Linked DNA regions of Homo sapiens: region 2 is linked to region 1. Evidence: chromatin loops called from intact Hi-C (ENCODE). Cell type or tissue: A673. All regions are shown on one strand. Each heading gives the region's core, and the rest is flanking DNA. Links, peaks and the distances in the headings are about the cores only. Region 1 overlaps WDR7 (WD repeat domain 7). Region 2 holds the start of ONECUT2 (one cut homeobox 2).

Evidence for each region. A loop is a pair of places that touch in the nucleus more often than their neighbours do. Peaks named below come from ENCODE experiments on the same cell type or tissue, not always from the same donor. Only the 100,000 strongest peaks of a DNase experiment are listed, where the experiment ranks them.
Region 2: it touches region 1 in a loop (4-fold over the local background); 2 of 110 quality-filtered maps call a loop at or near these places.

Annotation. Positions count from the first base shown.
Region 1 is chr18:56,996,283-57,012,430 of GRCh38, forward strand. The region is part of intron 26 of WDR7 (WD repeat domain 7); the gene reads left to right. Among named protein-coding and RNA genes, the nearest start is that of WDR7-OT1, 36 kb to the right of the region's middle. RefSeq lists enhancers at 8,696-8,745, 16,138-16,148. In A673, for the core only: no CTCF peak of the experiment used is centred there; DNase peaks (open chromatin) are centred at 6,519 and 8,609; H3K4me3 peaks cover 723 bases; H3K27ac peaks cover 734 bases.
Region 2 is chr18:57,429,099-57,445,246 of GRCh38, forward strand. It overlaps ONECUT2 (one cut homeobox 2), which reads left to right and starts at 6,276. Exons shown (of 2, transcript NM_004852.3): 1 at 6,276-7,846. The coding sequence starts at 6,619. RefSeq lists enhancers at 5,002-5,582, 5,583-6,162, 8,277-9,032, 9,789-10,544 and a silencer at 6,156-6,205. In A673, for the core only: CTCF peaks have their summits at 8,933, 9,132 and 9,954; DNase peaks (open chromatin) are centred at 6,183, 8,943 and 9,952; H3K4me3 peaks cover 2,736 bases; H3K27me3 peaks cover 7,100 bases.

The DNA.
Region 1 (16,148 bases), core at 2,955-10,954:
AATTAAAAGGAAAGATTAGATTCTATATAAAGCATGCTCTTTTGTGCATATAATTATAGAGAGAAGAAATAAGGGATTCATCTAATAGATTCTGGGGCTTTGAAAGAGACTTTTGCATAGTTCATACATCATAGAAAGCATTTAGAAATTACATTTTCAGAAAGATAAAACAGTATTACGACCAAATTTATCAGAGAGATTACATTTCTTAATTTGGAAATGTAAAATTTTTAGTAGTTTTGACAAATGGTTGTAACCAAAAGGTTATCAGCTAGGATAGAAATAAAATTAGGCTGCTGGTAGATTAGGAAATCATGTAGAATTAGACGATGTCTGGTAAAAATTTTGTTTTCCTTTCAACTTTGAGGCAGTTAGTCTAATAGAACCCTCAGTGGAGTTAGAAGTGCCCAGAATTATTAGGAAGTGGGCAGGGGAGGCTGCCTCATTACTTCCTTCAGCTTTCAATCAGTACAAAATGGAGCTTAAAATCAGGCTTTCAGCAGACAGCAGGATGTTCCATATCTACCTATCCACAAATATTCCTCATTATTTTTAGCCTGTAACTGTCATATAGCACTTAAACTTATTTTTAAATGCTTTGCTAATGTTTCACTTGAGTAGAAAAACGCACATGATATTCTATAAAATTTACCTGCAAATATACTAAGAAGAAGAAAAAAAAACTGGATCTTTTCTAAGCTTAATACAAAAGGAGTAACAAAGAATAACATATCTTAACCAGAAACAGTATCATATGAATTTACTGTTAGTGAAAATTATGGAATTTAAATACTTAATTTTCTGAGCATCTTAGAGTATGACTTGCATTGAGACCTTAAAAAATCAAATTTAAAACAAACCTGGATAAACAATGAATTGTTCAGAGGAAAGGAAGCAATTACTTTTCAGAAACAACATATTCTTCTCCATGCTCCCTGGCAGAGTGTTTTCAACTATGATTTGATCAATAATCTCACAGTAGTGGCAGATATAGAAAAAAATAAATGTTTATCACACTTGTAAACATCTCAGGCAAAGCCACAGTGTTTGCTGAGAAGACAACGTTCATTCTTGAATTTCCCCATGGGTCAGATCTGGGGGGCATTTACTATTTGACTTGTAAGGTTGGGTATTAATGACTCAAACCAGAAGTTAATGCATTATTGTAAATATTATGTGGGTGGGTTGTTGCCTGACAAAGTGAAATACAGAGTTATGCTGAATTATCCAAAGGGTGCTTATCTCTATTTGGACCAATAACGAAGACCTTGTCAACCAAAGGAGGTAGGGAAAAGTTGTTTATTTAGGGCTTCTTAAAAACAAACAGATATAACCTACAGCTTTTTTTAAAGCCTTTGAAAATTATTCACTCCTTGTAAAAAATATATTTTAATTCATCTTGGGATTTTTTTTGGCACTTGGATTGATCTCTAGATTCCATCTTTTTCAGAAGAAAGATGAATAAATTACTTAGAGTATAAACAGATGAGCAAATAGCGGCCTATAACAGTGGGATGTAAAATGTATATAGCAAGAGCTAAAAGTGTTGGAGAAGGTAATCAGCCTTTCTCCTTTGCAGTTTTTTAAATTCAATTATATGTCTCCTGATTAAATCATAAACGTGTATGTGTCTGTGTTATAAAACTTTCCTTCCTCCTGGATCTGATATTAGATAAGCCATTTTTCTTGATCATCTTTCCAGGAAGGATGAAGAGCAGCGGAGAAGCCACACTTCTTATCATGTATGGCTTTCTTTATGTTCTGTGCAAAACAAAGCAAAGGAGTGAAGACAAATCAGGTGTATATTTGGACATCATGGGGCTTCTAAAACCTGGGAGGAGAGTGCTGAGGTCATTTTTCAAAAGTTTGATATCAAAAAGCCCCAAGGTATAAGCAGTGAAGACTTAGGTATCCGTAATTTTTGTGCCTGTGTTACTCTCTCAGACCCATGAGAGATTGGGTTTAAACTCGGGTCTCTTGGGAGCTGTGCTCGTTCCCCAGGATTTTCACTGGGCATCACAGCAGCAAAGGTCAACTGCTGCCATCTCTCTGCACATATATTTGACTCTGCAATTGTAGGCATAATGCAGGTATTTTATGGGTTCTATTTGATAACATTGGGCCAAAGTAGACCTTCCTAAAACATGGGAGTCGGGGCATACTTCGTGGGACATAATGATCTGCAGGGAAAGAGTTAAACTCTATCAGCAGACTTGAAAACAGTGGTCTTAGTAGCTTTGAATTAATCGTTTAACTTCTGTACTTCTTTACTCTGCTGTTTGCTTTTATAGCACATCCCACATAGAATTCTATTAAGGAATATGAGCTGAAGCTAGAAGGTCCACTTCAATGAGTTTGCCATCAAATGATACAATAACTGTTAAAATCTTTGTAAAATGTCATTATACAAAAGCAAGTCACTAAAAATTAAATGTACTAAATTGTGTACATAGAATGTCATCTTTCTTACCCAAGGAATAGTCTTTTTTTGTGGGTCTGAATGTGATTTAAGTGGCTATTTATATAAGAGAAATAAGTGATTATTCTACTTATAAAATGAGAGCATATATTTTAAAAATTTAAAAATACTGAATACTTAAGAAATGGCAGGCCTTATTCTTGATTGTCCCAAGTTCTTGATGGTACATCGTAGCGCTTAATAGCTGAAGAAAACAAGCTTTTAGCAACAGTTTTTCCAACTACTAGTATGAATAATGTGTCATATATAAGGTATTATTTCCAATTTCCAATGTCTGGGGATGTCCTGCAGGAAGAAGTCAGAGTTATGAAAATATTTATGGAATCTTATATTCGCAAATATAGTGTGAAGAAGTTTACAGAGGCTGTCAGTGAAATGAAATCCTCACAGTATAACCTTTTAGTTTGATGTGAGGCTGCATGGCAAACAATAACAGAGTTCTAAGTCTTTTCATATTCTACAAAATCCATCTGGTTTCTTTGTACTGTGTGTGTTAGAAGAAGCCTGGTGAAGAATTTAGGGTTTGGGGGAATGTTTTTGAATACAGAAATATAGAAAAGTTAAATTTGTTAGATGGGTGGAGATATTAGAGATAAATATTTTAGGAATAAGTAAATATTAGGAAATATATATGAAGTAGTGATAATGGTTTATGTATTAAACTTCAGTTGAACAGAAAGAGAAATCCATAGAACTCTTTTAAACCACTTATTCTGAGGTGACTAAAATAATAGGAAAGAGAAGTAAAAAATTATTTTTAATCTTTCTCCATGATGTCAGCCCCTATATTAGTCTGGGCTATCTAAGTCCTTGAAAAATCTCTAGAAAAAAGGGTGGTGGGCACTTATCAAGGAAAGATGTTCTTTGTGTTGACAGCTGAGAAAAGGTAGAGATATATTATAGTAGAGAAAACAACTAAGGAAAAATAACAGAAACTAATGCAAATTTAATGCTCTTACACTATCATCTTATACAATAAATCCAACAATACCAAGGAGACAGGAGGAAGGATGGCAAGAAAAGTAGAAAACTGCGGAGAACCTTGTAGCTGGGGCAGAAATAGGACTGCTAGAAAACCCCCCTAGAGAACGGACCACCCAAGGCCTTGTCAAGATAGTTCTCTGAACAGAAGGGATCTCCCATCTTTTGACCGCTATGAGCTTCTCCTGTCAACAAAATTCCCTCCACTTCAGTTGCATTTGAGGCAGAATTCTCTGTGACAAATTCCTATCCTCTGGACCTGGAACAGTGCTGCAGCTGGCCAGCGTACCACAATTTCCTCAGCTGGGAGCAGACTGGGCATGAAGAATTGGAAGTATCCAAATATTTTTAGTCATAGAATAAGAGCTCTAGTATGGAAACATTCAGGGAGAATGTCAGTAAACCAAAATCCTGACAGTATAATCCTTCCCTTTATGAAGTAGTTTAAAAGAGATTTATTAGTATTTGTATTTAATTAACTAAAATCACATTTATACTTTTAAAAGCCTGTTATAAACCAGAAGTAATTCAGTGGCCAAGAAGAAGAGAAGGCTTAATGAATCGTATTCTTGCTGATTTCCACTGATCCTGTATTATTTAATTTCCTGTTTTTCTTAATAAAAAAGGTGTCAATTAAGCACGATATAAAAATATTGATTTTTTTCTGCCTTCATTGAATATTATTTTTGTTTCCTGTGCCCCTTTGTTGGGTTATTTTAGCTATATGTACCATATTCTGTAAAAAGATTTATTTTTTCTAATGGGCCATAATCATTTTGTTTTTTAGTGGTTTTGTAATCTATTTTTGGAAGAGAATTTGCTCATTGAACATTTGTAAGCTCAAACAGCACTATTTAACTGATTACTCTCTACTCACAAGCCTTCAGAGAAGAGGAAAGCCCTTTTAAAACTGCAGTGATGCACACAGGAAGTGCATGATTGTATTATTTTCTTATAGTTTGGTTGTTGTTCTAGAAAATGTTCAAAAGCTTTCTTCTTGTAAAAGCTAGACTGTCAATTCTGGGACTGTGCTGTTTATTAAAGATAGCTCTTAATAAATTTCTGGTGTAGAATCTTTAGCGTATAGAGGTTTATATATTCTGGAATTTTAAAAATATTTCTCTAAATTCTTTAGCTTTTCAGTTGAATATAAATATTAGTGGACAATAAGAGATGTAAATGTAGGGCCATGTATAGTGAATCCCAGCACTTTAGGAGGCCAACATGGGAGGATCAGTTGGGCCCAGGAGTTGGAGACCAGCCTGGACAACATAGTGTAAAACCATGAGACCCCATCTCTACAAAAGAGAGAGAGAGAGAGAGAGAGAGAGAGAGAGAGAGAGAGATGTAAGTTTATGTTTAGGGCCCAAAAATAAAAACATTAAGAATGGTTTGGACAAGCAATCCTGAATCAATAGCTAGTAATATAAATTAAGCAAAAATGTCTAGCTTATATTTAAAAAATATGTATATATCACTTGTGGCATACACAAATCTACTAGAGAGTGATGAACAAGAATTCAAGGAGAAGAACACTTCCAGCAGATTTACAGGAAAGGCATCCTTACCGAGAAATGGTAGCTTGTGGTTAAGTTTCCCCAAGGGAAATTGTGGGAGCACTGTCGGTTGAGACCTGATGGAAAACTTGAAAATGCGTTCTGGGGAACAGCCTTAGCCTTGTGCTCTCAATAGTGAGCCTTTTGCATGTTCATTTCTCAGTGGATCCAGGCAGGAGCAACAAAAGCTCCAACTCACTCTTTCCTGATGTATCTATTTTTCTGTGCATGTGGCATAGGTAACTGCCTTAATGAGGTAAAATACACATAAAATAACTTCACTTGTTTTAAGTGCACAGTTTGATAAGTGGTAGCAAATGTATACAACCATGTGACCACCACCATAATCAGGATAAGAACATATCCATTACCCAAAAAGTGTCCTTCTGCCCCTTTGCAGTCAGTCCTCTTCCCCTGACAATCACCAATCTTTCTTGCACTGTGGTTTTTGCCTGATTAAGAATTTTATATAAATGGAATCATACAGCATGTAACTGTTTGTGTCTAGCTTGTTTCTCTTAGCATCACGTTTATGTTTATCTGCCTAACCTGTATTTCAATCTGTTTCCTTACTAAGAACTAATATTAAATTTCTGGATATAGAATACCAAATATGAACCCTAACTAGAAAACTGGGCCTGTCTACACTGGAACCGAAATTCTTTAACCATGTTAAATAAAGGAAAAGCAAAAATACCCATGATTAGAGCAGTCATTACTTTTGGAGTTTATTTCTAAACCTTATTATTGTTTGTTCAGGTTTTCATTCCCTTTGTTTTACCCCTCCTGAGGTGCTTTCCATAATAATATCTATATTTTTAAATAAAAGGAAAAATTGTTTTGAGCTTCAGCATTTTGTGATAATTTCATAGTGTCTATGATAATGTACTATGCCCTGAGTTGTCTCGAACCCAGACTAGAAATCTTTGGGTCAGAAAATGCTTACATAAAAAAATTAAACATAACTTAAACCTATATGTGACTGTACTATAATTTTCTTTATTGATATGAACATACATATAGTACAAATAAATTATCTAAATGGATACCTATTTTTGCATCCTAGAAAAATGTAAACTGTGCATTGAAAATAATTATCATAAAAACTAGGACAGGAGTTATTTCTGTAGTCAGACTTTAGCTGCATACATTTTTGTTAAGTATCCAGGAAAGTTTTCCACAATGTGTCTCTGAATTACTGTTTATCGCATCCTACACCAGAAATTATTTAATTAGAAAAATAGATTGAAGAGGATATAAGAAGCTATTCTATAAGCGAAAAGAGACTAAGAAAGTAAGATAACTTGTTGGCTGTCACATTTAGTGATATAGTATTTAGAATATATAATCATGTCTTTTACAAACGTGTAAAATGTTCTGTAACACTTGAATGGCTGCAGCTGTCAGCTCATTTTTTCTGGATTAAGTTTGGTCAAGAAAGAAACCGCCTCATTTTCTAGTTGTCATTTGCCCAGGAAGTAAAAGCAAAATTGTAATGAGGGAATCACAGCAGGAGAGCCTCCTAACAAATGAGAGGCATATATTGACTGGCAGCCAGCATGCCATTTCAGTGATAAATGTATTTTTATACACTGCTGTTCAAGGTCACTCACTGTTGTCCTTGAGTGTGCAGCCATCAAAAGTCATTCAGTTCACATTCTAAACAGTTCTAATAATCAGTGCAAAGATGCCTGACTTTAAAAAATCAGTTATTAATTTTATACAACATTTATGTAAATTATACATCTTGATATTTCACTGCAGTTTCATCTTGCTATTGTTGAAAATTGTTGAGAAATCAAAGAAGATGTAAATTTATGAGGCATTTGTGAGATGCATTAGTATAGATTTATTACAGTGTCCACAGAAGCCAAACTTAAACATGGATGAACTTCAGTAATTACCCCTTCTGTGTTTTGTGCTTCTTCAGTGTTTAAAATTCATAAAGAACTTTTATAAATCTAAGCATTCCAAAACAAAGCTATTATCAATTTAAGACTAATGCTATGTTTGAAATAGAAATTATACTAAAAAAATACAAAAAAGGACATTTTGCTTTTAGATCTGCCTCAATTCAAAGGAAATGTTGTTACTTTTTGAACAACATTTAAAAAGCACTCTTTTTAAAGTCCTTTAAAAAGTCCTTTAAAAAGCACTCTCTAATTACTCAGAGAGAGTGATCTAGTTATTCACCATTTTGTTACTCAAAACTCAAACACACTTTCTAAATATAGAATGAACAAAACCATGTTGTTACTCAGGTTTTTGATCTCCATAAATAGCAAAATGTTCAGGGATTAATCTAGTATTAAATAGCTGTCTTTTCAAAGTTAAATTAGATGCAAAATGTAATGATTTGGATCACACGAATCTTTCAGTAAATATTTTTTAAAATATTATGATTGTTGGATTTAATAATCCTTACGTTAAATATGTGTTCACAGTGCATATTCACAGAAAATCACGGGGCCCTTTATGGTCTGTCTTCAGACTAATTTGCCAACTATGCTTATCTGACTCCACTTCATTCCTTGCACTGTAAATATTGATCATTCTGGAGGGCTTTTTGTTTGTTTGTTTTTCCCCAACAAGCTATACTCTCCTTCCTTTAGGCTTTTGAATATAGTATTCCCTCCGCATGGAGGGTGTGTGTTATACCCTTCACATTATATGTATGTTATATCATACCCTCCGCATTATATTATACCCTCCACATGTGTGTATGTGTGTGTGCGCGCACACACACACCCTAGCCTTTGTAATCATTCATACCCAGAAAATCTCCAAGGTTTCTCACCTGGCCTACACAGTAATCCCATAATTTAACTTCTACCTGAGGTTATGGGTGTAGGAGGAGGTAAATGAATGTCTCCCTGATTTTAGCTTAGAGCTTTGGATGAATCTAATATCTAGGAGCTCCAGATAGGTAATCTCATACTTCCCTCTGACATCCCACACATACCACCCTGGCCTAGTACCACACATATATTCCTCCTGTATATCCAGAGATGTTAGAAGTTATATGTCTCTGGTGTCTACAGTAGACAATTAAGTTCCTTGGGGCTGGCTTGGACCTTGAAATGCTTTTCCCCATAGAAACTATTATAAATAGTACTTAGGAGATTGAACTGGCACTATAAATTCTACAACATTAAGAATTCTCTTGGCTTTTGGAAACTGGCCCAGAAATCTATCTGTCGCATTGTTCCTGTTTAAAGGTGTGCAGAGTTCCAAACAACTGAATTCCAAACAAACTTTAGGACCTCTCATTTGATGGCTGCCCATGTGGAAACACTGCAACCTACTAAACGTAAAAATGTCACTAGCAGGTCATTTTAAAAATTACCACATTGCATACGGAATAGCCAGGAGTGACACAGTAAATATACAGAACTACAAATAGAAGGATTTCTTGTATTTAAAGTTATATTAGTTATCAATATTTTACAGATCAAAACAGTTCTTACAGTTTCACTCTTTTTTAACTTTGCAAGCAGAATTTGCCTTTCAGTGAGCCCATTATGACATTGAGTTCTGAGTTTTTCATAGCTGGAACAGGAAGTATGAGTCAGATTTCTCAGTGAAGTCTAAACTTTCCAAAGATGAAACCCATAAATGGCATTTGTAGTTCTGTATTAACTCGTACTCACACCTTGAGTTGAAGGCCTGTATCATATTTAAAGAGTACTCTTGGGTTTCCTGGTTGACTTCCTTTGTAATTTAACCTTTGGCAAAGCAGTTATAAACTCTGACACCTGAACAGTCATAAATTAAAAATCTGTATTTTATAATACCGTGTCAGGCATCTTAATGTACAATGCTGTATCTAACCACTAATCTCAATTGACTGTTAAATAGAAATGTTTAGCATAAAACTATTATCATATTATAAAAAACTGTTTAAAAAAATGATGTCCTTATCATTTCTAAACTATAAAAGCAACTAAATGTATGTTAAATAATTTTTTTTGTTAATAATCTTCCTTTTTTAAAAAAAGCAGAAGCACAGTTTTAGGGAGCATGCATTTACCATATAATATTACACTTACCATGTAATGTTATAATTTTAATTTCAACATTTAAAGTGATCTGGCAACTATGACTCTCATCTCTGAGCAAGTAAAATATTTTTATGGAAAAATAAAATAGTGCATAGGAGTATGAAATTGTTTATACCAGGAAAATCTGATAAACTTTAAGATTTCAAAGACAAGCTAATATGAAATCTGGAAGACTGTAAGCCAGTGACTTATGGTGGTTCTTCTGAGGGATGGGATTTGATGAGTAAGTATATTTGGGTAGGGTTTTCAGTTTTATTATAAGTACCCCAAAAATAGTAGTACTATAGGTAATTTTTAGTTTCTTTTTTTATATTTTTCCCGGTGTTTTTCAAAGAAAAAAATATTTAAATCAGGGGTGTCTTAATCTTTTGACTTTCCTGGGCCATACTGGAAGAAGAAGAATTGTCTTGGTCCACACACATAAAATATACTAACACTAATGCTAGCTTATGAGCTAAAAACAAAAAATCTCATCTTTTAAGAAAGTTTATGAATTTGTGTTGGGCCACATTCAAAGCCATCCTGGGCCGCATGTGGCCCATAGACCACAGGTTGGACAAGCTTGGTCTAAATAAAAATTATGCTTCTACTAAAAATTATTTTTGCTAATGCAAAGTTCATATATAAAGTCTTTTAAGCCTCAGAAGTGTGTCCAAACTACCTTCTCATATACTTACTCCTAAAGGAAAATATTATATTAAATGGAAAGCTTCTGGTTGAGTTTTAGATGCTTTTTTCTTTAAAGTGAATAAAATTAGCATGCATAGTATTAAAGTGTGCCCTTAATAGCATCTGTAATAAGGCATAGAATGTTATTTTAAGGCACACGTCTCTGGGTCACATGCATGATAGTAATTATGAGCAGATTACTAACAAAGTGCATTCTGTGTTATAAACAGAGAGCATCACAGGATTCACGTCTGCTTGGAAAGAACATAAGTTAAAACATCAAAGCAGTTTTTTTTTTTTCTTCAAGATTGTAGTTATTTAGATAGCTTGTCAGTGGTAGTGCAACAAGTGGGCTTGTGTTATTGATTTTCACCTGTATTACCACAACATTTTTCATTGACAAATATTAATTGCTTATTAAGTACTAAAGAGTTTGATGGTCCAAATATTGAATTTTGTAATGAATTGACCTTTTAGTTTTGCTTATCATTAGGCAGTATGATTGCATTAAAGATACAAAGGTTTAAGCCAATATATCTCCCACTTTAAGAACATTAAATAGATATTCCTCTAAAATTTAATTTTAGTGATAGGATATTCACTTTCCCTTTCATTCAGGTAAATTACCTTTGGCCAAACTATAGGGAATGCTTATATAAATATGAATTGTGTGGCTATAATTAGTAGTAAAGTATCCAGCATTTTTTGCATTGATTCTAGCTTATGAATACAGAGACTAATTGAAATTTGTATCAAAACCAAATTGGTGATTATGATCACTAATGTAGATTTTTTAAAGTCATTAATTTGGTTAATTTTTTTGTGTGTTCGAGAAGAATCTGCATATCTAAGTGAGCAACCAGTACATATGTGTGTATGTATGTATACAGGCATGTACATCCACAAATATATACAAGTTCCAGTTTAATTCCTTTTTTGTTATCTTTCCTAACTTTTTTTTTTTTTTTTGAGACGGAATCTCGCTCTGTCACCCAGGCTGGAGTGCAGTGGCCCAATCTCAGCTCACTGCAAGCTCCACCTCCCGGGTTCACGCCATTCTCCTGCCTCAGCCTCCCGAGTAGCTGCGACTACAGGCGCCCGCCACAACACCCAGCTAATTTTTTGTATTTTTAGTAGAGACGGGGTTTCACCATGTTAGCCACGATAGTCTCGATCTCCTGACCTCGTGATCCACCCGCCTTGGCCTCCCAAAGTGCTGGGATTACAGGCGTGAGCCACCGCTCCCGGCCTCCTAATGTTTAATAGTATATTTTTTCTTTTTATAATTATACTTGGAGAAAAAAATAATTATACTTGGAGAAATCTTAAGTATATTATACATTGGGCTTTCTAAAACATAATTTGTGGATAACTGATGAAATTTAAAGTTAAAATTAGAGAAATTAGAGTGTTTTGAGTTGGCAAGTATTTGTAGATTAAAATGTTAAATTTAATTCAAATATATGTTTTTGATTGCAGAAATTTGACTTTTTAATAATTGATTTTCTGATCTCTGAGTCAGATAATTACTACTTGATAAAGGGTTATCATTTAAAAGTTTAAATACTGTCAACCTTCAAAGCAATTTTGTTATTAACTACATTAATTTATCACAAAATCCTCTTTTAAAGGTGATTTGTACATTGGGAACAACCTTGAAATATTTAATTTAAAAATAAAATATTAGATAAAATATTATATTTCAGGTCTACAATGTGTACAATGAGCCCAGGTCTTTCTTTTCTGCCCACCCCTTATACTGCTAGTGTCTCCTGTCGTTTTATCCTCATCCTTTTGGTCTTTTCACTCTATCTACTCTTCATGGACTTTCTCAACCATTTACATTGGATTTTTTAACAAACATTCCTGGAGAAGCTGCTGTGTACCAGGAACAGGGCTGAGTGCAGGGTCTATTCCTTCCACATCTCTCTATGTGCTGGTTCCTCCCAAATCTGCCTTTCTTTTCATAAACCTGTTCCTAAGCTCCAAATTCATTTTCCTCACTCTCTAACATATTTCTGTGTGCTCAGTCCCTCCACCTGAATTCTCACACTGAGCTCATTATTTCCTCTGACACCTTCCCACTGATCCCTATCCGCCGCGCCCTCCCCAGGGTCTTCTTTCGTTTGTGCCTTCCCTGTCCAGGTCACAGCAGCACCACCAGCCCCGCTTGCCCTCTCCTTCCTGTCCATGCCCACTTCCTCATTCAGCTCCCCATTTCTCTGCTACATTTGCTTCCCAACAAGTCCTTCTTCCTTTCTGTTTCCCTCTTCTCCACCCTCTGCAGAATTTTCTTAAAACTAGTCTGATCTGACCATTCTCATATTTAAAAACTTCAGAAAACTCTCTATTGACTATGAATTAAGTCCACATTTCTTGACACCACAAGAAGGCGGCTTATAGCCTGGCCATAGCTGCCTTTCTGCCTCGTTTTCAAGCCTGCCTGTCTCCACCTCTCCTCGCCCCCTGGTGCTCCCCTAGGCAGAGTGACACGGGAGTGCTGGCCGTTTTCTTGGACCCCTCTGAAGTCTTCACTTGGCACATGTTTGCTTAGACTCATCTCTTGTTCTTCTCACCAACTTCTGGTGGTCCTTTAAAGCTCAGTTCAAATACAACCTTCTCTCTGTACCTTTTTCTGACATCTCCTGCCGCTGGACAGAAACTACTGTCTCCTCGTCTGTGTTTCTGTGACATCTTCAGCACATCTCTATTACGCTGTTGATTGCACCATACCATAGTCGCTTACTGTCAACCTGTTGGTCTCCCATTCCTAGATTCACTGGCAGGGGTCCTATCTCATCTTTATACTCTGATATCTTGCACAGGACCTAAAACAAAAATCTCAGTAAATATTTTTAACTACATTTTCCTAAAACTATTTAATCCCATGAGGTAGGCAAGACAGATAATATTATTTTACAAATAAGCAAATCAGAAAATTTTACCTATTCATAAAACCAGCAAAGACAAATTTTAATCCACTAAGTGAAAGTGGATAGTCTAAGTATAAGTCAGAGGACTGACAAGTAATGTCAGTGTTATTTTGCCACAGTAATTACTCTGGGAGATTTGCAAATGCAATTGCTATGTGAAAAAAAGACATATATTGCATATTTTATGAATATTATGATTTTAATAGAAAAATGTTGGATGTTATATCAAAAGTAGAAGGTTAATTTTATCTTTTTGTAACTTGGTATTTCTTTATATTTTTATTGCATTTATTTTGAACAATGCAATTGTTTTACTATTAAAATTGTATTGGGAAAAGTAAAAATGTGAAAGGAGCTTTAAGTTAGAAGGTATTCATTCTAGATCAGTCTCTAAGAAGTCACCATCATCAAGGGAATTCACTTTTTGTTTTTTTATTTCAATAGGTTTTGGGGGAACAGGTGGTGTTTGGTTACATGACTAAATAACTTGGTATTTCTTAACAAAAGGAATGAACCTTGTAATGCAGAACAACATACAACATAAATTAGGTTATGTTCCAGACTAATCTAATTTTTCAGTTTTAATAAGTGGAAGAGGCATAATAAACTACACATAAAAGTGTAAAATTTCTAAATCTGTAATGTGTCCTAGTGAATATGTTCTATCATTATCCAAAATAAACATGAATCCAAAGGTATGGTAATGTTGGTTAATATATGTATGAATTTTAGAATTTTATTTTATGTTGTAATGTAACACTTTCAAGCATTTCTCTTTTCAGAATGGTGAAAATGTTAAATACTTTTGAAACATAATTTCAAAAAATATAAATTCCCTAGCTTTATAATCTACATCAGACAATTTTGTGTCACCAGGCACTATACCAGGCAAAGGAGAGGTGACAAAGGAGCGGGAACACATGTGAAGATCCTGACCTACTGCTCTAACCAAACCATCTTCCGTTAACCATAACCCAAATCAAAACCCACGAAAATGCCAAGTCCCATCATGACGGACATTTACTTAGGAATGTGATTGCTGTCCAGTGAGTTAGTGTGTACATGTGTCTGCTGAAGTCCTGCCATGTAAAAGCCTGAAATGTCTAGAAAGGGTGGAGATAATCAAGACCATTCATGCTGCTGAGGAACTCCATGTGGAAGCAGGAGGGGAGGGATTTATTTTCATAGCACAGTATAAGACTTCTAGCATGTGTTCAAATAGTTTTCTATTAGAAATACTGAAAAAAACATTTAGCTTTGGGTTTGCCCAGATCTGAAGAAAACATTTTGTGTGACTTTTTAGGCATATGCAAGTGAAACTTTAATAAATATTTCATATGAGCAGTGTAAATATTTGATAATTTATTCACTATTCTTTTATTTAAAACAACCACATTTATCTAAATTATATTAGTATTCAGCAGTAGAGTGTCCATGAATCATCTTTAAGTATGGCTGTGTAATTATATTTTTAAATGTTAAATTATATCAAAACGTTATGTTTTCATTTATGTCTTTAGGCTTTTTTAATCATTATTGAGTCTAAAAGTTGTACAGTACAAACATACTGCTGTCATTTTATTAGCCAAAAATTGGTGGTGATCATATAATATATTAACTTGTGATGTTTGGGATTTTTAGCAAACCTAATTTTCAAAGTATGATTCTATATAATTAATCATTTCAACATGCAAAGAAAAGACATATCAATTATGTATAATTTAATTGGATATTCTATTGTTACTTTATCCTGGAAATATTGGGCCTAATAAATCAGAAGAACAGGGAAGAGCAAGGCTAGTTCCTGATTATCTGCAGCAAGAAAAGGGGAAAGAAGGGCTTAGACATTAATAGGTGAATTAATGTCTAATTGATGGAGAACTTTTCTTTGAATCTGGAAGTTTCCCAGTTAAATCGAAGGGAAAATGCTCCTAAAATCAGTACCTATTTTTTAGAGTTTGCTGTATGATGATTACAGCGTTTTTAAGTTTGGTAAGCAACGATTGGCTTAAATGTTTATTCTCTATTTTTCTATTCATAAAACTTCCTTTTAAAAATAATTTTGATAATTTATAAAGGATCTTAGTGAAAATATAAGCCTCGATACCATAAAAAACTTATTAGGAATGTCAAAATTACAATAATACAATAGTTTTGAGCATGTATTTTGATTCTCACTATTCCTAGATAAGGGTGTTGTATGTGTATATGTGCATATGCACATGCATGTTAATATATAACCCCCCCACAGAAGAAATATTGAAAACTATTACTTGCATCATAAGGATTGTCAATATGTAGGTAGTGAAAAGCTCTTTCAATTCATCAATGTCAGTTTGTCCTCGAATGACATATACGTAACTTTTAGTAACTGAAAATGAGCAGTAAACACTGAAGCTAGTTTTAAGAAATAAAGAGAGCCTGTTTACTTGAGGCATTATATCTTACAATAAAACTTAAGATAGCTCACTTTATTATATTTATCCTTAAATCTATTTTCCATTAAGATGTTAAAATGATATCAAGTCTACTTGTTTTTCCCTCTGAATATATATTCTTTTCAATTAGATGGTGATAGAAAATAATTCATTGAATAGTTTCAATACCTTGGCTTGGAAAATGCCAAAACAGGTTGACTTTATAACATAAAGTTGGCATAATGTGAATAAAAAGCATTGCCTCAGCCCTCCATCAAGAAAAGAAATTATAGAGATAAACACTCGGTTTTCAACTCTCAAATCTCTGTTCAAAATCATTGTAGAACTGCCAAAGGGCAGCATCTAGTCTTATGTGCGTAGACTATAGGAGATAGTACACCCAATAAGAAAAGCTGAGTTCTTTTCAATACTAGAGAGTTTTAGGATTGCATTTACCATGTACTTCCATTTTGGTCGATATTTTTAGTTTTTATATTTTGCGTCCCAAGTGAGAAAGAAACAGGTTCCTAACTCTAATTATCCTTTACTTAAAAAGTGCTTATTTATGGTCCTTGTAGGAAGATATTGCCTCTTTGGGGGTACAGACAAGCTGATGGGAGGGTGAAAACCTTCAGGCACTGAGGACCAGGGAGGGAGGCTGCTGGTGAGAGAGATGGGGCTACCATCTCTGTAACCTGGCCTGGGTATCTGGGGAAATCAACACAGGTGCCTTCCTCCTCCTTAGCCAGTGAAGAAGGCCAGGACAACTCTGTTTTAAGAGGTTTGAACTCCTGGAGGTGGGTCAAATAAAAGAGTGTTTCTTCATCCTCACTGTGACAGTGGGCCAGTGGACCCTGCCTCACCCCACACGAAGGCAGGACTACCCTGGGAAAATGGGCTTCCTATGTCCCAGGCAGTGCTGTCATCCCAGCCGTCCTCACAGGGATGGCAGGGTAGGGGAGATTGCCGTGGACCAGGACAGCACCAGGATAGGAAGGGAGGTTGGGCCAATCCAGGGACCTTCCTGTGTATGTGGAAGCCACCTCCATGCC
Region 2 (16,148 bases), core at 5,289-13,288, 440 kb after region 1:
AGCAAAACAACATACGTAATAGTGACATCGAGGCACTTTTCCAAACTAAAATGATCCTAAAATAATCTGAATGTACTGTTACTTTTGATCGTGTTACCCCAAAAGATTAGCTCAGATTCACTTGGTTCTTTTATTTCTTTGGGAGATGATACTCGAGGAATCTGAAAAAATATACGATTTTTAAAAACGATATGATTCGCATACCTATTTCAACCCCTCGGTTGGTTTTGTTAGTTTCCAAATAGAAATATTGCCTTTTGAAATCGGAGATCATATTTCTCAAGTTTAAAATCTAGCCAAGTCTTTTTTTTTTTAATACTCCGTCTGAAATTTTTTTCCATGGTAGCTAGACAATTGAAATTATACACAAAGATTTTTTAACTCTCGGATTTTCATTGGAAGGGGACGTAAATAGTTTTTGTACTAATGCCTAAACAATATTGGATCTTCAATCAAAAAGTATTTTCAGGGCAAATAAATGATAGTTTTAAGAGGGTAATAAATAAAAGCAACACCCGTGCTTAGTGTCTCAGGGCAACTTGAAAACAGCTCCACTTTCAGGGAGTTAAATTTGTCCTTTTTACAATCAACTGCAACTTTTGCCTTCCTTTGGAAAGGACGACAAAAAGATTTCACGCACAACTTGACCGGAACAAAGGGACATCATGCCAGTTTTTCTTTTGTGGGGTGACAACTAGAAGAGAGGAAAAGTTTATTTTAACCATACTTGAGTTGTACTTTTGGAACCCTCCTTTAAAGAGAAAATGTGACGGCAGATCTTTCAACTTAAAAATCGAAGCTATGGGGCTTTGGGGCAGAAGGGACAGATAGCGCGAGCAAAACTGAAAGTCGGTGAGGGGAAATTTTGTCTTCGTTCTCAGACTAAGTTGCCTATTTAAAATGAAACTTTCTTCTAGAGCAAAATCTCCGTTCCCCTAAGAGCTGTGCTTCCCCCACCCCTTCCGCAAAAAGAAGCCCTTGGGTATTTGCAGGTTCGAATCCTCAACCTTCCCTCCTTTGAATTTCATTTTCCCAAAAGAGTAGAATTATTTCTCCCACCAGCTTCTGCAGCGTTAGCATCCGAAAAATCGGGTGGGTGGGGCGTTGCAGAAAGGGTCTGCAGTTGGCCCCGAATTCGGAGGAAGGAAAGTCCCTGGAAGGGACCGCAGTCCCAGCCCCCAGTCCTGGGGACCGGTCCGGATCAGAGGCCCGGCCACCCACTTCCACCCAAACTCCTCACGGGAGGGGGCTGTGGAAACCCTGAGAGGGCAGGGAGCTGGAGAAGCAAAGAAATGTACGTGTGTGTGTGTGTGTGTGTGTGTGTGTCAGGGAAGTAAGCGGTTCCCGAAGACACAAAACTTCAACAGTCCCCTATCTATATGGGTAGAGGAGGGCGATCAAGGTCGGCCGCCCTGGTGTTCTTTTAAACTAGACAGGTGGACGCGCTAGCAGCTTAGCTAGGCAGAGCTGGGATTCCGGTTTCCCCTGCAGACTGACACTCCCTGGAGCAGGTGCCAAAGCCCTTTGGGGTGGGGTCTCCTCCCCTTTCCCCTCTCTCAAGCCTGCCCACTCTCGGCGTCTGGACTTCGGAGGAAACTATAGTTTGCTTCCCGCAGCCCTACTCCCCCACCTTCTAATCCAGGTGCTGGGCTTGGGGCTCGGAGAGAACCTTCCCCCAGCACGCAGGGCTCCTGTCGCTTCTTTTTCCTTTCCCTAAGAGGCCGGACAAGGGTGAGAACAAGACTAACAACCCCATATCTCTCCCTGCCCTCACGCAAAGTATCTTTTGTCAACCAAAAAGTTAAGGGCAGTCCCCTGCCAGCTCTGCTAACCTGGCGTTTTGAATTTTAACAAGATTAACGAAGAAGAAGGAGACAAAAAAGGACGCGTTTGGCCTCACCACCCAGAAAAACAAACAAACAAAAACTTTCCAAGATCCAACTGGCAAATCTGAAAAGTGACGGTGAATTGTGACAGTGAATTTCTGAGCTGAGAGGCCAAAGAGAATTAGTGGGGCCCGGCTTCGGTTTTAGTTTTATTCTCCCTGGGCTCAGCCAGCCCGAGCTTTCAAACAGAAGAAACCTGAAGCTAATGAAGATCTCAAACAGAGCCACAATTCCGAGGGCCCCTTTTCCGCCACAAGCACCCACTGTCCATCTGCACGTGTAATCACAGAGACTTGCCCTGTCTTCATTACCAGGGGATCCGAGGAAAGGGGAGAAAATTCTCTGTCGTGAAAAGGAACCTTGTGTTATCACTACTATTATTTGTGTATAGCGACCTAAGAGTTTCCTTGTCCTCTTCAAATTCCCCTACAATATTGAAACAGCATTTGTTGCCCCATTCTTACAAACGTTTGAGGCCTTTCTGGAAAACCATTACCATTCAAAGGCTAGAAAATTGCTCTCCTTCCTTTTTTTTTTTTTTTTTTTTAAAAAAAAGGCAGGCGCAGCAGCAGCTATAACAGATAACAAAAACTTTCTACCGCATAATCCTCGCCCTCAGAATGACAAAGAAATGATATTGACTTACCCCCGAACGGATGATGTGTTTGATAAGGGAGGGAAATTTTTTTTTTTTTTTGAAGATTTCTGTTGAGGAGCTGCACAGACAGCTGCAATTCATGGGCGACGCTGATTGCCAGAAACGCTATGGATTGGCATGGGGTCTGCAGCTCACAGATCCCTGATCAATACCCCTACACTAACACGCCAGATGGTTTGGGGAAGGACAAAAATAAAATAGTCCAAATCAACCCACCATTATGTTTTTTTGTGTGTGTATTGCTCTGATAACCTAGTTGTAGCATAAATGTGTTCTACCCTGACACAAAACCTGACAAGATTTCGAGCATTGGGGTAGAAATTAGCAGCTCTCCTCTACCCTAGATTTGGGTCGTGGTTACTGTTGTATAGTAAAAACAAAGATATTGGGCCCCTTATGCAGATTGGGTTTACTTGTGGTCTGTTTATCTTTTTCCGTGAATAATTTATAAAGTATCTCTTTTAATTGAATGTTCACCTCTCTGTGTGTGTCTCTCTATACCTAAAAACAATTTTATTGTGGAAAACACATACGAAAAACTCCGATAGTAAATAGTTATTTTCCTGCAATTGCTAACTCAAGTTCAGAATGTTTTTCTTTTACAGTGCAATAGCCTATAATAGTCTTGTTGTCGAAGCTGCATTTTATTTTCATGCTTCTTTTGACCCATTTAAGTTTCTGATCTTCAAGAAAATTGGACCTGTGAATGTGGCATGCTAAGTGAATATCCAGGTCCTGATATAATGCTTGGTACAACTGTTTGTCCAGATTCTAATAGCCGTGAATTAGCACTTATCATACCACATTTCTATACAGTGTGTTTGTAAATCAAATGCTGGTGGGGAGGGGGGAGAAGAGGAGTGTAACTTCAAATTAAAAGAAAAAATTCCAAGTTGCAGAACTTCTTAAGGTTAAAGTATGGATGCTAAACAAGGGGCAGTTAGAAAGCCACTTTCCCTTATATTTTCTTAAAGAACTATAGAGAAAGAAACATCAAAAATATTTCAAAAAATACTTGAAAATCGTATTAGTATTGATACTCCAAAAATTGTCTTGAAGTAAAAAACAAATATTGTTCCTTTTTAGAAAGAAAGAGAAAAGGGCATCCAAACCTAATTCAGTAAAAATTAGGGTGCTCACTAAACAAGCACATCCATTTTCCTTTTAAATGGATTTTGGGTTGAAACATAAAACCTCAAACCACCATTATAAAAACAACGTGAAAAATCTGCTTTAATTCTAGTCCAATGAAATTATACACAAAGAAGCCAATACGATTTCATGATTTCCCTGAGATCGCCAATATTGATCGAGGGAAGGCGGAGGGATGGTGGGAGTGAGGGAGGAGGGAGGGAGGAAGGAAGGAAGCGAGGCAGCGAGAAAATGCAACTCACCTTTCTGCTCCCAGGCACACCGAAATATAATTCCCAAAAGCAGGTTTATCTCAGTGTCCTGGCAAATGAGTTTAACATTTTGAAAATTTATTTAAATGGCAATTTATATACCTAGGTTTCTGTATGGAGGAAGCATCAGCCTAGGGTAACTGGCCACTCCTTGAGACTGAAGCCAGCAGAGCAGCAGAGGCTACCTTAGCACTGGGGCATATCAGACCCACTACTTCCCAGTTCTGCTTCTCTCCTGCTGTATTTCAGTCCCTGTGCACTCATGGACCAAGAACAGGTTGCACTCTCGTGAACTTTTGCTCAACTCAGTATTATATTTCAAACATTAACTGACTCAAATCATCCCAAGTGTCCAGATGCCATATATAAGGTAGGGAGTGCGAAGAGAGACAGTAGGAGGGGGTGAGGAGGAGAGGAAAAACAGAGAAACCAAAATCTGAGTTATTTTACCTGGCTCCTGTTGTGACACTAGAGATGTGAGCAACCAGAAAAGTATGTCTGGCAAACCAGAGGATCTGCCGCTTTCTTACTCAGGCTTTGATAACACAGAGAAGACGCTATTTGAAAGAATAATTGGCAGCGTATTGGCCAGAGCTCAATGAAGTTGATCTATGAATAACGTCACTGTACATTCATGTGACAGGGTGGGGGTGGGGGTGTTGCTCTGAAGCAAGAAGAGAGAGGAGGGCGGCAGAAAAGGTCACTGAGACTAAGAACTGTTTTCCAAATGAATCAAACCTTTCTCTGGCACCAAGAAGGGACATACAGTATTCCGAGCTCTGCCCTTGTTTTCTTATCAAGTTTTCTCTAACAGCTGGAAGTGGTTGAAGGGGGCTGTCTTAAGGAGACCCCCTGCTCTTCTTTTGACAGCTGATCAAAAGAAAATAGGTCACGCTTCTCAAACTTATGTCCACCCTGTCCTTAATTACTGTCTCTTTAAACAAAGGCAACATCTGCGCAACCTCAGCTAGCTTGAATCTTCGGAGGCAAACAGAGCGCAACCTGCTTTGGAAGAATCTTGTTACGTTTAAGGCTTTATGCCGGGTGTTGGCCTCTCTGTCTTCAACTACCCCTCCACCCCGACTCGGACTGCAGAAATCTCCAACTCTCTGTCCCCCAGTTCCACTCCCACCTCCAGACCTGGGGTTGCCAAACAACGGAAATTCTAGGAAGACGTAGGTGCGGTTTTTAAAGCCTTGGCTTGTGAGCGTTCTCAGGCTGGCCGGGGCGCTGGTCTTTTCAGAAACAAGGTTTGAATATGCAGGTGTCAGCCAGGATTCCTTGTCGTCTGCCCACCGCCGTTTCTCTCCCGGGATTTGAGAGAAGCGGGAGTGTGTGTGTGTGTGTGTGTGTGTGTGTGTGCGCGTGTGTGTGTCTCGTGTTAGGAGAAAGGTCCGTGGTTGCCGTCTCAGCTGGTTTGCTTACTCTCTGCCCCCAGGAGAAGTTTGCTCACTTGGGACACCAGCGACCCTCCTCACCTCCACCTCACCGGTTCTACACTCTCCCCACTTCTTTCCAAGTCGCTGATGCAGAAAGCACTTGGTCACCTTGAAACGGCAGCTCCCGGAATTCTAGTTTTGTTTTGCAATCTAGCAGGGCTCTTCGGAAGCCTCATAACTGAGATTTATGGGCTCACCGGGTAATTAAATGATGTTATTGTGTTAACTTTGCATGCATTACTGCTGCCCGCGCCGCCCGTGGGCCGCCGGCCGGCCGCAGCTCGCTGGCGACGAGGGCACTACAGTTGCTCTGACCGCGTAGATTATGCATGTCCCGGCCTCGGGAATTTACCATGCATTAGAATACATTAGCGCCTGCATTTTAAAAGGCTAAACTATTGGCTCCCAGCTAGGGACTCTCGGTAAGTGGCTTGTTAGTGACGAGTGTTTGTCTATACTGGCACATAGCGGAGTCTTTTGCTCCCGGCTTACTCGCCTCCAGGAAAGCTTTGGGGTGAGGCGAAGGCGATTGAAGCAATGCCCCTTCCCCCAGATCGCAGCTGCTCAGGGGGGACACAGCACGGCATCTTTCACCGAATCTCTCTCGCTCGCTCGCACTCCAGCCTCCCTCTCCCCAGCGACCCCCCCACCTTCTCCTCCCTCCCTCTCCTTGACGTTTGATTCCAGTAGCAAAGGAGGTAAAAAAGGCACCGAGCCGTCAGCCAAACCTGAAAAGTGCGGCCCCGCCCCCTCCACAGCCACTGGTAGCTTCCCGTGGAAGGCCCGCCTCCCGGGGCAGCTGCGGCCTCGGAGTGGTTGCGCTTGGCGCCCGTCGGGCGTGGCCCCGCCCCAGGTCCGGGAGGGTAGGTTGGCTGCCCCGGCGAGCGGCAGAGCCCTTCTGGACAGCTCCCGCTCACCCAAACAGAAGACGTCGGCGCCGGAGCGGGCTCGGACATGGCGAGGCTGCGAGCCGGCCCGAGCGGCGGGGCCCGGTGATCCCTCCCTCCCTCCCCGTCCCCTCCCCTCTCCCGCACGCACGCCCCGTCCGCCCCCACCCCGCCCCCACCCCGGGCGAGCCCGCCCGCAGCCCGGGGCGCACACCCGCACGCGCACTCCTCTCCACTCACTCCCGCGCCCGCCCCCACTCCCGCAGCCGAGCCCCGCCACGCGCGCCTTGCCCGCCCGCCGGCCGCCCCCGCCGCCCCCGCCGCCCCCGGGCCCTGATGGACTGAATGAAGGCTGCCTACACCGCCTATCGATGCCTCACCAAAGACCTAGAAGGCTGCGCCATGAACCCGGAGCTGACAATGGAAAGTCTGGGCACTTTGCACGGGCCGGCCGGCGGCGGCAGTGGCGGGGGCGGCGGCGGGGGCGGCGGGGGCGGCGGCGGGGGCCCGGGCCATGAGCAGGAGCTGCTGGCCAGCCCCAGCCCCCACCACGCGGGCCGCGGCGCCGCTGGCTCGCTGCGGGGCCCTCCGCCGCCTCCAACCGCGCACCAGGAGCTGGGCACGGCGGCAGCGGCGGCAGCGGCGGCGTCGCGCTCGGCCATGGTCACCAGCATGGCCTCGATCCTGGACGGCGGCGACTACCGGCCCGAGCTCTCCATCCCGCTGCACCACGCCATGAGCATGTCCTGCGACTCGTCTCCGCCTGGCATGGGCATGAGCAACACCTACACCACGCTGACACCGCTCCAGCCGCTGCCACCCATCTCCACCGTGTCTGACAAGTTCCACCACCCTCACCCGCACCACCATCCGCACCACCACCACCACCACCACCACCAGCGCCTGTCCGGCAACGTCAGCGGCAGCTTCACCCTCATGCGCGACGAGCGCGGGCTCCCGGCCATGAACAACCTCTACAGTCCCTACAAGGAGATGCCCGGCATGAGCCAGAGCCTGTCCCCGCTGGCCGCCACGCCGCTGGGCAACGGGCTAGGCGGCCTCCACAACGCGCAGCAGAGTCTGCCCAACTACGGTCCGCCGGGCCACGACAAAATGCTCAGCCCCAACTTCGACGCGCACCACACTGCCATGCTGACCCGCGGTGAGCAACACCTGTCCCGCGGCCTGGGCACCCCACCTGCGGCCATGATGTCGCACCTGAACGGCCTGCACCACCCGGGCCACACTCAGTCTCACGGGCCGGTGCTGGCACCCAGTCGCGAGCGGCCACCCTCGTCCTCATCGGGCTCGCAGGTGGCCACGTCGGGCCAGCTGGAAGAAATCAACACCAAAGAGGTGGCCCAGCGCATCACAGCGGAGCTGAAGCGCTACAGTATCCCCCAGGCGATCTTTGCGCAGAGGGTGCTGTGCCGGTCTCAGGGGACTCTCTCCGACCTGCTCCGGAATCCAAAACCGTGGAGTAAACTCAAATCTGGCAGGGAGACCTTCCGCAGGATGTGGAAGTGGCTTCAGGAGCCCGAGTTCCAGCGCATGTCCGCCTTACGCCTGGCAGGTAAGGCCGGGGCTAGCCAGGGGCCAGGCTGCTGGGAAGAGGGCTCCGGGTCCGGTGCTTGTGGCCCAAGTCTGCGCGCCGAGTCACTTCTCTTGATTCTTTCCTTCTCTTTCCTATACACGTCCTCTTTCTTCTCGTTTTTATTTCTTCTTCCATTTTCTCTTTCTCTTCCGCTCTTCCCCTACTTTCCCTTCTCCCTTTTCTTTTTCTTTCTTACTCTCTCCTTGTCCCTGAGCTTTCATTGACCGACCCCCCCCCATTTCATTCGCCCTCCCCTCAATGTGCCAACCTTTGCCCTATTTCCGATCTTCCCAGGTACTGGGAGGCGGGATGGGGGTGTGCGTTTTCCTCTAGGAGCCCTGTCTTTCCAAGACCCACAGAAACCAGGACCTGCCCTTATTCAAAACCCCATGCACTTCAAGTCTCTTTTAGACAACACATTTCAATTTTCCGGGCTGACTAGTCTCCCTGTGCAGAGGCAGTTGAGAGGCTTTGCTCTGCAGAGGGAAAAGAGCTCTCTACTCTCCCACCCACCATATAGGCAAACTTATTTGGTCATTGGCTGAAGGCACAGCCTTGCCCCCGCGGGGAACCGGCGGCCAGGATACAACAGCGCTCCTGGAGCCCATCTCTGGCCTTGGCGTTGGCGCAGGGACTTTCTGACCGGGCTTGAGGGGCTCGGGCCAGCTCCAATGTCACTACCTACAGCGAGGGCAGGGTGTAAGGTTGAGAAGGTCACATTCACCGCTTTGGGAGGACGTGGGAGAAGAGACTGAGGTGGAAAGCGCTTTGCCTTGCTCACCGGCCGTCCTTGCCCCGGTCCCAGCGTTTGCTGGGATTTGCCAGGATTTGCCGGGGCTCCGGGAGACCCTGAGCACTCGCAGGAAGAGGTGCTGAGAAATTAAAAATTCAGGTTAGTTAATGCATCCCTGCCGCCGGCTGCAGGCTCCGCCTTTGCATTAAGCGGGCGCTGATTGTGCGCGCCTGGCGACCGCGGGGAGGACTGGCGGCCCGCGGGAGGGGACGGGTAGAGGCGCGGGTTACATTGTTCTGGAGCCGGCTCGGCTCTTTGTGCCTCCTCTAGCGGCCAAGCTGCGAGGTACAGCCCTCTATTGTTCTAGGAGCACAGAAACCTCCTGTGTGGGCGGCGGGTGCGCGAGCTAGAGGGAAAGATGCAGTAGTTACTGCGACTGGCACGCAGTTGCGCGCTTTTGTGCGCACGGACCCCGCGCGGTGTGCGTGGCGACTGCGCTGCCCCTAGGAGCAAGCCACGGGCCCAGAGGGGCAAAATGTCCAGGTCCCCCGCTGGGAAGGACACACTATACCCTATGGCAAGCCAGGGTGGGCGACTTCCCATGGATCGGGTGGAGGGGGGTATCTTTCAGGATCGGCGGGCGGTCTAGGGGAACAATTCGTGGTGGCGATGATTTGCATAGCGCGGGTCTTGGGATGCGCGCGGTTCCGAGCCAGCCTCGCACAGCTCGCTTCCGGAGCTGCGAGCTCAGGTTTCCACCCCCGATCCCCCGGGCTTTCCTCGCACCGCTGAGCCCAGCTTGTGGGGTGCACTCGACCAACGCCCGACAGGGCTGGGGAATGTGACAGGCAGCAGGTTCACCCGGGCTTGGGGAGGGGGAGTTTCCGCTTTGACAGCATTTTCCTTTGCCGTCTGCTGGTGGATTCCTATTCCCAGTCGGTAATCGCCCCGCAGTGTTGATCTAAGAAGGTAAAGAAAACTAGGTTTCCCTGCAAAGAGCCTCCCCCAAATCGGCGGACTCCGGATACTTTGAGTGGATTTAGAAATTTATGTAATCTTTCTCCTTTAGTTTATTTTTCATCCTCTCCTACAGTTTTCTCTGATTTGCTGTTGGTTCGGGGCAAGATAAAGCAGCCAGTAGAGAGCGATAATAATAGCGGCGGGAAATGAACTGGAGACTGGCTGACAGTTCTTAACATTTTGTCATAGATCCCCCCGAATGTCCCAGGCTGTCTCTGGTGGGTTTTAGTACCCGCCGGCTTCTTGGGCACCGGGGACCAGAAGGAACTTGGCAGCTGGTCTTAGGGGTACAGTTAAAGGCAGGATGACAGCTATTCTCCTGCTCATCTCAGAGCGCTGCCGCCCCCTCATGCCGGTCGCGCAAAGAACACAGCTTTTAAAAAACACGTGCCTTCTGCCCATATAGGTCTGAAAGTGATGAGGAAAGTAATGCTTCGCCTATTAGCGAGTTTCAGCTTTTAAAATGATCCCAAGCGTTGCTGAGATGAGAAAGCGTGGCATCCCGGGGGTCCTCAGCCCCACCCGCGCCCATGGTGCAAGTCTGCAGGGACAGGCCCGGGACAGCACTGCCCACGCTGCTAGATTTTCCGCAGAGGATCGCTGAAGCTGCCTTCGTGGGAGACAGAATGCCTCCTCCAGCGAGTGGAAAAGGCCTGCTGAGGACCCCGCTTTGCTCGAGCATTCAAATGTGTGTCTGTTTTATTACCCTGGGTTGAAAAGGGACAAGAGCTTTAGCCTTTTTATCTGGCCATTTTATCAGCAACTACAAGTGTGTTGAGTGGTTATTATTACATAGGAGGCTTTTCAGTTTGGGGTCAGTAGATCAGTCTCTTCAGACACTGATGCAGAAGCTGGGACTGGTAAGTAGGTATTATGTGCTCGGAGCGCTAGGGGACAGGAGCAAATGGAGAAGAAAAGCGGAGGCTTTCTCCGCCCGGAGTATCGATCGGAATCCCCGCCGGTACGCCGCAGAGGGCCCTCGCCGTTGGGCCCCGGGGGTTTAACAAGCCCAGCCGCTCCGCAGGCGGCTCGGCCGGACTCTCAGACCGGTGCCTGGAAGACACCGTCCCTGCCCCCCTCCCGCCAAACCTGCCTCTTCTCTTTCTCTCATAGGTTATAGGTTCCCTTTCTCTCTCATTTTGGCCCCGCCCCCGGGTCCTGCCAAACAGCCAAGCAGGCCGGGGTTTAGGGGGCTCAGAATGAAGAGGTCTGATTTGGCCAGCGCCGGCAAAGCTCACCCTTAGGCGAGGTCACAACAGAGGCAGGTCCTTCCTGCCCAGCCTGCCGGTGTAGTCACAGCCAAGGGTGGCACTTGAAAGGAAAAGGGAGAAAACTTCGGAGAAATTTAGATTGCCCCAACGTTAGATTTCAGAGAAATTGACTCCAAATGCACGGATTCGTTCGGAAAGGGCGGCTAAGTGGCAGGTGGTTGCAACCCCGCCCGGTCGGGCCTTCGCAGAGGTTCCCCAAGACCAGCCCTTGCAGGGCGGTTTTCAGCAACCTGACAAGAGGCGGCCAAGACAAATTTCTGCGGGTTCGAGCACACACTCTCGGGCGTTGGGCCCCAGAGACCTCTAAACCAAGCACAAACAAGAAGGGAGTGAGAGAACCCAGGCTAGAACTTGCACGGGCATCCCACTGAGGAAAAGCGAGGCCTCGGTGGCAGGCATGTTTTCTTCCGACGCCCGAAAATCGAGCCGAGCGCCCGACTACATTTACTGCAGAGGTTTCCGCCTCCAGTGAGCCCGGATCCCCCAGCGGCCTGCCCGGAGCTGGTCTCCAGTCCCCGCCGTAGTCCGACGCACGGCCCTCTCCTGGCAGCAAGCTCCCAGCGGCCAGTCTGAAGCCAATTCTGTTCAGGCGGCCGAGGGCCCTTAGCCAACCCACCATGATGTCGCCTGGGCCACCTGATGCCCGCAGCGGCGGGACACGGCCCGGGCAGTGCGCAGTGGCTCCTGCTAGGGGCACCGCGTGCGTGCTTGTCTCCCGCTGCGCCGGGGACGTCCTTGGGTGACACGGGCCGCTGGGCACCTCCCAAGCCGAGGAAACGGACCCCCTTCGCAGAGTCTCGCGCCCACCCCCCAACCTCCCACCTCGTTTCTCGCTGCTAGGGCTCCCGACTCAGCCCACCTCTCCTGGCGGTTTAGTTAGGGATCAGAGCTGGAGAGGCTGAACGCAACCCGTGCCAGTACGGAACAGACGATATGTTTGCCTGCTAGCTGCTTGGATGAATAATTGAAAAGTTCGCTGCAGTCTGTGCTTCGTCAAGTCCCGGGTGCCGGGAGAACACCTTCCCAACACGCATCAGGGTGGGCGGGAGCGGGCAGAGGAGGCGGGACCCGAGGGAGGAGAGTGAACCCGAGCAGGAGAAGCAGCCCAGGCAGCCAGGCGCCCTCGATGCGAGAGGCTGGGCATTTATTTTTATTCCAGGCTTTCCACTGTGTGGTTATGTCACTTTCTCAAACAAATGTGTATATGGAGGGAGATCGATGCTGATAATGTTTAGAAGATTAAAAGAGCATTAATGCTGGCAACAATAACGTAAACGTGTGGACCCAGATTTCATTGATCTGGAACTTGATCCGGCGCGTTTCCAGTAAGCCCGACGGCGCGCTCTTCCCAGCAGAGCGCTCACCAGCGCCACGGCCCCGCGGTTTTCCAGCGGTGCCGCTTCGCCAGCTCTGCGCGGGTTCTCCCGTCTGACCGCAGCTCCTCCCCCGCGAGGCCCCAGCCCGCCTTACTTCCCCGAGGTTTTCTCCTCCTCTCGCGGGGCTCTCTGCCCTCTGCACCCCCTCCCCCGACCTCTGCACCACCCGCCCCTGTGCGCACACACCGCTACTTGCGCTTCCGGCGATCCGCCTGGGCGGCTGGGTCCGCGAAGCCAATGCGCTGAACGGTGCCCGAGTCTTCCTAACTATCCTGTGCTTGGCCGTTGCCACTGGGCCCTGGTGACTAAGCCCAAGTTTGAAAATGACGTGGCTAAAGCTGCCTGCTAACGGCAGAGCTTAATCAGCCGCAGATCCCCTCCTATCCTCATCGGTTCTCGTACTAAAAAGGCTCACGCGCAGACTTTTTACGCAGGTGCATTCGTTGGACAATTAAACGTGGCCCTAGTAACAAAAGCCTGAGCTTCATCCCTCCGAGTAGCAGGCTCTGCGCTGGACTGGTCGGGTCTAACAGGGAGAATCTTGTGTCCTACCTTGGCTGGGACAGGAAGTAAGAGAAGCAAACTGGGGAACCCCTGCCCCACCCCTTCCCACCCCCTGGACGTCCTGGGCCGAGGCCCGGGTCACTGGCCCATCGCGGGTAAGGAGGTGTCCTGTGGAACACCTGCATTGACTGGAAAAGAAAGAACTTTAAAGCTCTTCCTTCCCGCTTGTGGGGGACACCACCACACCCTGCCAACCACTCCCCTGGCCAAATGGTGGCTTGTTTTTCCAGAAGGAGCACTAAGGTGAATTTTATGGAAAAAAAATAAAAGATCAGGGACCTAAGTGGGAGTAGGATGAGAACTAATTCTTCTGGGTTTTTTTTTTTTTTTTTTGAAATTATGAATCCCACCTGTTGAAGAAGGCTGAGCTTTTCCAACAGCGGGTATCAATCGGGAGGGAAAGCAGTGTTTTCCAGCCCTCTCCAAGAACAGTAATTAATAAGAGGAAGGAAAAGAGAGATGGGAAAGCAAATCGTGCATTGTTCTGCTTTGAGTTGAGGCAGAGGGTAGGCTGGTGTTTCTTCCTCATCTTCCCACTAGTGTTCTTCCTTAAAGAAGGGAGCTTTGGTACACCACCTTGGTTCCTAGTCAGAAAGTGCCCTACCGGACCCTTTTAAACTACAATGAGATAGCTGGGTAATCAGATATGTAACTAAGGAGGAGAGCAGGTGGTTTCCCTTTGGTCTGGCGGACAACTGGCTCCCTCCCCACAGCCCCCACTTGAAAGACTCCTAGGCCCTGGGAGGGGCGAGTGGGCCTTTAGAGGATAGAATCATAGACTCTCTCCTACTCCCATCTTAGAATTCCAAGATTGGGCAGGATTCCTGGTGAATGGTGAGGTCTGGGCAAAGGATAAACTGATTACCCCAGATTCTCTGTCCCTACAAGGCACCAGCAGCTGCTTCACTCTCCTTTTGAGCCAGGTCTGCCCTGAGGTAACAGTACCCTAGGCCAGTTTTACCATCCCAAGTGCCAGACTTCAGCCCTGAGGGAAGGAGAGCCAGCCTCTCCTGCTGTCTTCAAACCAAGGCTTCATTTTACAGTCACCCCCGATATGAGAGAGAGCCTCCCCACCAGGTTTTCTGGCCTTTAGACACTTCTCTTCAAAGAAGAGACCAGAGGAACAGGACTGAAAAACTCTCAGGAAGAAAGTCCTGGGCTCCACACTCCATGGCTAGTGGCTGGATTTGGCAGAAACTGTCTTCATGAAAAGTGGTATCATGGAGGGGGATCCCTGGAGCAAGGAAGACCTCAAGGGAGAAGCAGAGAGATTTAGTTTCTGGGTTCTTGCCAAAGGAAGGGAAATTAGGAGGGAATAAATAGAAATAATTGCCTGTATAAAGGGCCCTGGGGAGGAGGGTGAAGACAGAGGCACCCTAGGCCTTAAACTTCATCTAGACTCCCTGGGCTGTGCTGACTTCTGACCCTTTTAGGGACCTTTGTTTTTGCTGACTTGGGAAAAGTTGCTTCCTCCAGGGAGACAACTCTTCTTAGAGGGGAGAGTCCATAATGAGGAAGCCCTCTGGGGTGATTTATTTATGCTGTCAGGTATAGAGCTCCGTCAGGCTAACTCACCCTGTGGGGCCCTATCACCCCCTCTTATCACCCAGGCTTTTTCCCTAACCAACCTCTGTGCCTTTGGGGGAAAGGCTTTTTGATTTCCCAGTCTCATTCAAGGCAATGGCTGAAAAATGTGCATAGGTTTTTCTAGGGGCAGGTGGGGAAAAGGTAGGGACGTGGATTGTGTGACCCAGCCCATCTAATGCCTGACATGGTGCAGATGGGCAAGACTTGGAGGCAGGCTGTGGGCTGTGCAGATAGAGATAGCCTCACTTCGGGAGCAGGATTCCTAGAAGCTGTGGACGTTTATTATGAAAAACTGTCCCACACAAATTGTCCCAAAGGGCAGGGAGGCTCTGCATTCCACCTCGGCACCTCTTTCACCATTTGAGGACCCATTACTCTTCTGTAGAAAGCAGACTTTGTTTGGGTTGGAAGCACACCTCCAATGTAATTTAATCAGCATTGGACTTTGGCTCTTGTAATCAAATATACATATACTTTCTCCTGCAAGAAGAAAAATAATTTCTCTGTAACTGGTATTGACTTGAAGTCATGTAATCTCTGGAAAGCATCACATTTTTAAAGGGAAAGGTAAAATTAAGGGGAAAAGAACCCGCAGTGTTAGTGGTTTGCTTTGTCATACTAAGAAGAGCCAGTTACCACTTAAGAAAGGGCAGAAGAAGCATTCCTAGAGCATAAATACTTGTGCTGCTCCAATTGTAGATATTTCATTTACAGTTTTCTCTGTGCAATCAGCCTTGGAGATGGTTAAGGATAGGAAACTAGGTTGACTGGCTCACCAAATTCTAGAATGTGGGCTTTATTACTTATGTTGCATTGACATCCTTGAAGGAACCTGTTTGACGGCTCATTTTTCTGCCGTATTTGGAGAGGCCACAGGCAGCAGCAGCTCCTTGAGTTCCAGCAGGATCTGGGTGGGTAGCAAGCCTTTCCTTTTAAGGGTGATTGGCAGCCATTGGCAGCTTGCTTCCCACTCCACCCCAGTGCCCTTGAGCATGAAGCTGTGCCCTACTGCGTCCTCCTGGAGCAAGCTTGGAGTCCCCACCCCCCAGGGTGAGGTTCTGGGCTTTGCCCAAGTTGAGTCTGCTAGGGAATCTGTTGTAAACACAGATCCATTGATTTGCATTTGTCAGAGAGTAAAGTTAAACCAGTGAAAAGAGAAGCCCTTATCCTTTTATGCAGGGCCAGGGAAACCTTTCATATTGATCCTATTGATCCAACCTTTCCCTTTAAGGAAACCACATAGTTAAAGACCCTCGTTCAATAGATTTACCCTTCGTGCTTGTGATATTCCTTTAAGTGTTCTCATCTAGGATAGCTGGGCATTAAGCCCACACTCCAAACCAAACAAAAATGGGAAGGGGGGTGGGAAGAGAGGGGGTCAGGAGGCAGAATTGTGGGAAGTGAAATTAAATCAAACTGAAATGTGTAATGACCCAGTTGGGGATGTTTTTCTCATTCTTCTAAAATGACATGCAGGGATAAAGACAAAATAGATGCATTTGGCATCTTTTTTTTTATGAGAAAAGAAAATCTGTTTATATGCCTAGAGTAAAAATGTCTCAGGAACATCATTTTCTACTGTAAAATTATTTCAATTAAGCCACCAGTTTGCTTCATTAAGATTGGTTCACTTAAAAGCAGTGATGTTGCCACAATTATTTTGGTTCATTTGTAGCAAATCAGAAAAAGGATTCTCCCCAGAAATGCAATATTTTGGACTCTGTATATGA